Regions from separate parts of the Mus musculus genome. Here regions 1 and 2 are each linked to region 3. A link is a loop called in an ENCODE intact Hi-C map of the cell type or tissue named here. Cell type or tissue: heart. All regions are shown on one strand.

The links. Peaks named below come from ENCODE experiments on the same cell type or tissue, not always from the same donor. Only the 100,000 strongest peaks of a DNase experiment are listed, where the experiment ranks them.
Region 1: it touches region 3 in a loop (5-fold over the local background); 3 of 42 quality-filtered maps call a loop at or near these places.
Region 2: it touches region 3 in a loop (13-fold over the local background); 14 of 42 quality-filtered maps call a loop at or near these places.

Annotation. Positions count from the first base shown.
Region 1 is chr13:54,684,034-54,686,533 of GRCm38, reverse strand. Rnf44 (ring finger protein 44) reads left to right here. Exons shown (of 11, transcript NM_001146026.1): 2 at 2,046-2,196; 3 at 2,459-2,500. The coding sequence starts at 2,090. Among named protein-coding and RNA genes, the nearest start is that of Rnf44, 2.5 kb to the left of the region's middle. In heart, a CTCF peak has its summit at 1,158 (motif pointing right); a DNase peak (open chromatin) is centred at 1,082; H3K4me3 peaks cover 1,433 bases; H3K27ac peaks cover 966 bases.
Region 2 is chr13:54,564,742-54,567,241 of GRCm38, reverse strand. 4833439L19Rik (RIKEN cDNA 4833439L19 gene) reads left to right here and starts at 1,860. Exons shown (of 9, transcript NM_133797.4): 1 at 1,860-2,060. In heart, a CTCF peak has its summit at 1,470 (motif pointing right); DNase peaks (open chromatin) are centred at 1,391 and 1,871; H3K4me3 peaks cover 1,306 bases; H3K27ac peaks cover 1,516 bases.
Region 3 is chr13:54,467,668-54,470,167 of GRCm38, reverse strand. Thoc3 (THO complex 3) reads left to right here and starts at 1,328. Exons shown (of 6, transcript NM_028597.3): 1 at 1,328-1,627; 2 at 2,186-2,342. The coding sequence starts at 1,361. In heart, no CTCF peak of the experiment used is centred here; a DNase peak (open chromatin) is centred at 1,307; H3K4me3 peaks cover 1,783 bases; H3K27ac peaks cover 1,304 bases.

The sequences.
Region 1 (2,500 bases), 220 kb before region 3:
GTGTGGGAAAGCAGTGGTGCTGGTTGACCTTGAGTGTGTTGATTGGTCCAGCTCAGTCACTCTTGCGTCTCTGGGACACTACTCACGCATAAAGATACTACATCTCACACGTGGCTCCTGAAGTACTCTGTAGTTTTCCCTCCGACCACTGTCATTGAGACTACTGGGGCTTTGGGTCTAGGGAACCAGCCAGGAGGACCAATTGTGTTCCCCGTGGTCTAGAACAAGTCCTTGGGGTTTCAGTAACTGAAATGGGTGTGTCCCCTCTTTACCACTTTAGTTTCTGGCAGGAGTTAAAGAACCACCTTTCTGTTCCTCAGGTACACTGCTGGACACCATGCTCGTGCCTCCTTTAGCGCTTAGGGACTTGTGTCTACCTAGGGTAGGGGTGCAGGAGGAGGCCAACCATTCACACCACAGCTGGCCTTCACTTAAGGCTGCCTCTTCTCTTCCCTTTAAAGTAGCCTTTGATGGGTCCCTGAGAGATCGTTCTTAGGTTCCCATTTTTACAGAGGAGGAATCTGAAGTTCAAGGAGAGGAAGTGATGGGCCTAAGACCCTGGCAAGAAGTTGGGGGTGATGCTGTTACCTTTGGCTCCATTGCTTCCCACTAGATGTCCTTCTGTCTGCTGGGTTGGGATAGGCCAGGCATCTTGTTTCAGGTATTTGAGTTTTCCCTGACCTGGAATCTCAAAAGTGGGGGCCTATGTGTCAGGGTATCTTGGAGAGAAGGCCCATTTTCTGACTGAGGAGGGAGAGCAAATGCAGTTGGGTTGTGTGTGTGTGTGTGTGTGTGTCCATCCATCCATCCATTCCTGTATGCTTTAGCCTCATTTCAGAGACTAAGATTTGGGGGGAGTGATTATAACCTCCCATTGTTTACTCTGACAACACCCTGTCATTGAGGCTTCTTCAGTTGAATCCCACTCCTGCTGAGTGCCTGAGCCGGTCAGTAACAGCAGTGAATCCAGCTGGTATACCCCAGGTCTGTGGCTGAGGCCAGGCACTGTTGGGGAATGTGGAGGAAGCATTCTTCCCTGCAGACTTGGAGAATTGGGGCCCAAACTTGGCGAGTCCTGGGTAGAGGAAATGGTTCTGACCTTTGCAGGACCAGCTGAGGTGCTTAACTGGAACTGCCCTCCCTTGCTGTGTCAGCAGGGGGCAGCATTTGAAACTGGACATCAGATGACCATAGGTTTGTTGGCTGAGAAAGAGTGAAAAGACCACCTTGTGGCACAAGGCTGGCTAGTCCAGTGTGATACACTCTTCAGTGTTGCAGGGCCTGATGGGTTTCAGCGTGTTCCTTGCCAAGGCTTCATCCTGACTGAGTTAGTTGCAGAAGCCTGAGGTTGGACCTGCTCTGGGGTTACAAGACATGGGTGTGTACCAGGCCGTGCATGCTGCCAGCTGAAAGCTTCTTCCTAGTCTCTGTGGAGCCTTGAGATACCCTCCTCTGTGAGCACCAGGCTGTAGAGACAGGCTTGAAGCCACCCATTTCCTAGCTTTGACATGTGGAACCTGGGACAGTGAGTCTGTTCTCCCAAGCCTGCTAAAAGCTTTCCTTAGTTGTGGGGTCACACCCGAGTGGGCACTGGAGGGGAGGGCTCGGGAGAGAGAACAAGTTCCAAGGCTGGGAAGCAGGTCAGACTATCTTACCTAGCACTTATCTAGAGGGGAGTTGAGTCCCAGGTCTCTCTGGAGTTCCTCTTCAGCCAGCCACATGAAAGGGGAGCCTAAAGCTCCCCAAAAGTCCCAGCTGCCTGGGGCTCAAGATTTAGCCTTTGTCATGAGGCAGAGGAGGAGCTTACTCCAGCCTGAGCCTCCTCAGGCCAGCTGGCCCTGAAGCATACTGGTCTGGCCTCTGAATTTTTCATATTCTAAGGAGATTTGACCCCATTTCACAGAATAGGAAACTAAGACTAGCTTGTCAGTGTTGGACCCCTGGCTTCAGAGGACCTGTCCAGGTTTTGTTGGTTTCCCAGGTACTAATTATACAAGCAACTGTCTTTTTCTATTCCCCCACATCTTTCTCTAATTACCTCCTAGGGTTGTGAGCCCCGGCACAGCCCCTCCACCTCCCTGCCCTCCTGATGAGACCATGGACTTTGGCAGTGACTAAGTGGCCACCTTCTGCCCCTGTGGGTCACTGGCGAGTCTCTACAAGGCTTAGCAGCAGTCCAGGCCAGCTCTGGGGAAGGTAGGAAGAAGTCTCTATCTCTTAATTCAAGGGCAGCCAGCTTGGCTTGGGTTCAAGGGCAGAGGGGTGGGCCCCAGGGCCCTGAGCTACTTGGCTTCCTAGTGTGGGTCATTACCCTGGCTTCTCTCCATGAATTATAAATGAGTGGTGCCCCTCTATCCTGTTGGGGCTCCTCTGTGTGGTACAGCCTTGGCCACGAGGGGCCCCTGGTCAGCCCACCTGCCCAGGATGAGCGCTTACCCTCCCAGCAGCTGCTGCCCAGACCATCAAACCTCTCTGTAGAGGAGCACCGAGCCTCAGCTCC
Region 2 (2,500 bases), 97 kb before region 3:
CTCTCCTAAGAGTCCGTTCTCAATGTGCTCACTGCCACCTGAGGTCTCTTGCTCCTGGTTGTCCTGCCTCGGTTTCTCTCTCAGGATCTACCAGTTGCAATAGTAGCCAATCACATGTACTCACATACATAAAATAAATAAATAAATCTTAAAACAAGATATTTTCAAAATATTTCATTTGTTTTTAAAAAAAGACATTTTAACCTTATAAAAGATTTGTTTTTTAAATGTGTGTGTGTTTGTTTGTCTTTTTTTTTTTTAAAGAATTTATTTATTTCATGTATGTGAATACACTGTCACTGTCTTCAGACACAACAGAAGAGGGCATCAGATCCCATTACAGATGGTTGTGAGCCACCATGTGGTTGCTGGGAATTGAACTCAGGACCTCTAGGAACAGTAGTCAGTCCTTTTAACCACTGAGCCATCTCTCCAGCCCTGTGTTTGTTTTGCTTGCATAGATGTGTGCCTGTCTGTCATTCACATGCTGAGGCTGTAAAAGGGCATTGGACCCCTTGGATGAAGAGTGATAAGCAGCTGTGAGCTGTCCTATGGGTGCTGGAAATTGAATCTGGGTCCTTTGGAACGGCAGCCAGTGTTCTCCATTGAGGAGCCTTCACTTCCGTCCCCATGTTTAACCTTTTATGTGAGAATTGATCTGCACCCTTTCCTCCCAGGAGCAGTAAAGTAAAAACACTGGGAATACTTTTTCAAGTGTCACACTGCAAATCAAGTGTGTTATTCACAAATGAAGTATACAGCTTACAGAAGACATGAATTCCTGGCCCAGTCTTGGTCCTAACAGAATGCAAGCAAAGTCAAATGTATTCCCATCTTTTAACACCCTCCGATTCTTCCTGAGCGGACAGTGAACCTTGGACTTGGAGCAGAGTTGAGTGTGGGTGTTTTCAGCTTTCTCTCATGGAGCAGAGCAGGGAAGTGTTTTTGAGACCTCTGAGTGGCTACCTCTCCAGGTCCACTTTTCTCATAGTTATTATCCATTTCCGGGGAGGCGGATGCTCCTGTATTTAGTCCTGTACTAGTGTGGAGCCCGCCTGACTCCACTGCTAATTAAAGGGAGAAAGATTAACTATCAGATCCTCTCTGTGTGTGGGAGGTATGGTAGTGGTTCTTAACCTGTGGGTCACGACCCACGAAGGCGCCTACCTGGCTTCATGGTTCATTGAACTGTGCCCTTCCCCCCAGCCTTGAGCAGGCAGAATCAGACTTTGTTTCTGCCACAGTTGGCTAGCCCACCTAGGGTGGAGTCTTCCAATCTAGGTAAAGTCTATTGTGTGCCACATCTGCAGCTTCCTGCAAGAAGCCACCACCTGCTAACAGGCTGCCTGAGCTTGCTTTCCTGATAAAGCAATGAGAGTCTGGCAAAGTGGGGGATGGGTCTCCCCCCTTTAAATTCAAGTATGTGGGAATGGGAGACCGACTGCGGTGTCCTTGGGAGCCAGAAGAGGGCAGCAGACCCTGGGAGCTGTACTACAAGAGGTTGTGAGATACCAAACCTGGGTGCTGGGAACAAACCCAGGTCATCTGCAAGTGCAGTAATTACTGTTTTAACTGAACCATCTCCAGCCATCAATCTTCATTCTTTCCCCCCTTCTCATCCTCAGCCCCCACCACACTCCTTGATTCAGGCAATGCTCCTGCCTCAGCCTCCAAGTGCCACAATTCTGTAATCAAGTAAAAAGCGCAGAGGAAGTGCTGGAAACAGGTGACCTCCTTTCTGGGAACCCCGTGGAATTCCCTTTTAGAGTTCAACCTACAGGGAGGTGTTCCGGTGGTGGTGGGTACGGAGGCACGCTCAGATCTCGGACTACAACTCCCAGCATGCCCCGCGGATCTTCGAGTCAGGTCTCGCGCGACCTGCGACAGTCTCGGGGTGGTTTGGGGGTTCGGTTGCCGGCCGGCGACTGTCCTCCGTAGGGGAGCGTTCGTCGCGCTCTCACGATGGCTCTGCTCTGTTCAGCCCAGCAGCCTCTTGGGCCATCTGGAGCCTCGGAGCCTCTTTAGTGCGGGAAGTCGGGCCGCAGGCGGCGGGCGAGCAGGTAACCGACCGCGGCCTGGCGGAGCTGGGGGCAGCCTGAGTTCCGGGGCGCCGCGGCCTGGGGGGCCTGGAGGGGGGCTCTGTTCCACCCTAGCGGGGCTCGAGGGACACCAGAAAGACCCGCACAGTGAGCCTCGGAGCATCTGCTCGCTGCGAACCAGCCGGCTTCGCCTTGAGGGGTGGGACCGTGGGAAGGTCGGGATTGGCTTTACACATCTCAGAGGCTTTGTTTTGCACCTCCTGCGAGAGAGTCGTGGGCTTGGGGTCGCTAAGGGAGAGGGAAAGGGCGTGTGTCTGGCTTGCGGATGTCCCTAGGACCGCAGTGAACTTGAACAAAAATCTGGACCAATAATGCCTGCTGTGCAGCGCCGCGGGTTTGTTTTCAAGACAAGGGTTGTGTGAGAATGCGATGACTTTTAGTGATGCCGAGTTGGTCTTCTA
Region 3 (2,500 bases):
GGGATCTGCCTGTCCCTGTCTCCCCAGTGATGGGGTTATAAGCCTGCGACACCACAGCTGGCTTCATAAGGACATTTTCACACGAATATTTGTTGGATATATTCCTCTGGTGTCCCCTATCCCTGCACAGTTCTTCTCCAGTGCTTGGCGAATCCTGGCTGTGCACCATTGTTTTTTTCCACCCGGGTATCTTTTGGTTTAACAGAGACATAAGTGGGAGGATCAGAGATGTGAGCATGGCACACAAAATGGTCATTGTACTTTCCGCTATTTTCTTTTAGTTTACTATCATGTATATACAATATCCTTTAACAACCAAGATCAAAAGACAGAAAAACGTCTTGGGAGGCAGAGGCAGGCGGATGTCTGTGTGTTCGAGGCCAGCCTGGTCTGTAGAGTGAGTTCCAGGGCAGTCAGGGATACACTGAGAAGCCCTGTCTTCAAAAACTAAAAACAAAAACAAAACCCCCGAACAAACCAAATCTCAAATTAACCGAACAACTTTTCCCAAGTCCAACCGACAAACCCACATTTCTTTTTTCTTTTTTTTTTCTTTTTTTTTTTTTTTTTTTTTTTTTTTTGGTTTTTCGAGACAGGGTTTCTCTGTATAGCCCTGGCTGTCCTGGAGCTCACGTTGTAGACCAGGCTGGCCTCGAACTCAGAAATCCGCCTGCCTCTGCCTCCCGAGTGGTGGGATTAAAGGCGTGCGCCACCACGCCCGGCTCAAACCCACATTTCTTATCAATTCCTTCATTCCACAAACATCTAACCTTTCTCCAGGAGCGACAACTTGCAATGGCCTTTTGCTTTAAGGGCACGATGAGGACCTTACAGTGAAAAACAACTCTAGAAAAAAGATATTTTACATGCAGGTAAACTGGAGGATTTATCTTGACTCTCTTTTTTGAATAAGCAAGGCTACCAAGAAACTGGTAAGAAGACCATTTAAAAAAAAAGTTGAACTCTTGGTGGGGGGTGGGGAGGGGGAGGGAAGCAAGTCGGGCAGTGGTGGCACACGCCTTTAATCCCAGCACTTGGGAGGCAGAGACAGGCAGTTTTCTGAGTTAGAGGCCAGCCTGGTCTAGAGTGAGTTCCAGGACAGCCAGGAAACAAACAAAGAAACCCTGTCTCGAAAACAAAACAAAACAAAACAAACCAAACAAAAAAAAGCGAATTTAAGGAAGAATCAGTCCTATTTCAAAAGGGAAAGGTGGACGCGCGCTGCATGGCGGGATTTGTAGTTCCGCGAGTGAGAGGCGCCAGCGCGGAGCGACGCGGCGCTTTTTCGGCGCATGTGCAGGGCGACGGCGCCAGACTCAGAGTATCCAGCTTCCGGCGCGCGGTCCGTGAGGAGGGAGGCATGGCGGCGCCCGCTGCGGTCCTGGGCCCCTCGGCCCTCGGCCAGAGCGGCCCCGGCTCGATGGCGCCCTGGTGCTCAGTGAGCAGTGGCCCGTCTCGTTACGTGCTCGGGATGCAGGAGCTCTTCCGAGGCCACAGCAAGACGCGCGAATTCCCGGCGCACAGTGCTAAGGTGCACTCGGTCGCCTGGAGCTGCGATGGCCGTCGCTTGGCCTCGGGGTCCTTCGACAAGACTGCCAGCGTGTTCTTGCTGGAGAAGGACCGGCTGGTGAGCTTGTAGGGCACGGGCTTGGCGGAGAAGAGGGCTGTGTGCGGAGGGAGAAAAAGCAGGAGAGGTAGGGGTATGGCCTGTCGTTGGCGGTGATGAGGAAGGGGTTTGGGGCTGGAAGAGTTGGAATGACGAAGGGGGTGAGGCTGCCTGGCGGAGAGCAGAGAGCGAACTTAGTGGCAGTAAAGAGGTGTGGCGACGTGGCTGCGGGCCGGGGGAGGTTGAAGTCAGGTGGCAGAAAGTGGTGAGGGTCTAGAAGAGCCCTGGTGACGAGTGGCTAGGGACTAATGGGGTGGTAGAGCCCCTAGGGTGGAGAGGAAGGCTTTATTTGAAAATGATAGCGCAGGACAGGTTGGTTGAGGTGGTGGTGGAAAAAGAAAGAAGGGAGGCCAGGAAGGGCCAATGTCAAAGCTCAGAGAGGTTCATGGGGGGGGGGGGGAGGGGGTGTTGTAGTTTTGGAAAAAGAATTAGATTTCTGTTTTGAATTATCCAGATCTTTGCTGGTTTCAAGGCACCACTGTTTGGATAAAAGTGGCATCTGGATTCTGTTCTTTTAAGGTCAAAGAAAACAACTACCGGGGCCACGGAGATAGTGTGGACCAGCTTTGTTGGCACCCAAGCAACCCTGACCTCTTTGTCACCGCATCTGGAGATAAAACCATTCGCATCTGGGATGTGAGGACTACAAAATGCATCGCCACTGTGAATACGAAAGGTGAGTTCAGAGAGAGGGGGTTCTGGAGGAAAAGCTAGTGTGATCTGCAGCAAGCATCTTTGTAGCAAGTGCAGGTTATCAGGATGGGTTGTATGTGTCTGTCTGGAGAAGACAGGAACAGAACAGAGCACTTTTCTGGCAGGCTGTAGATGTATAGG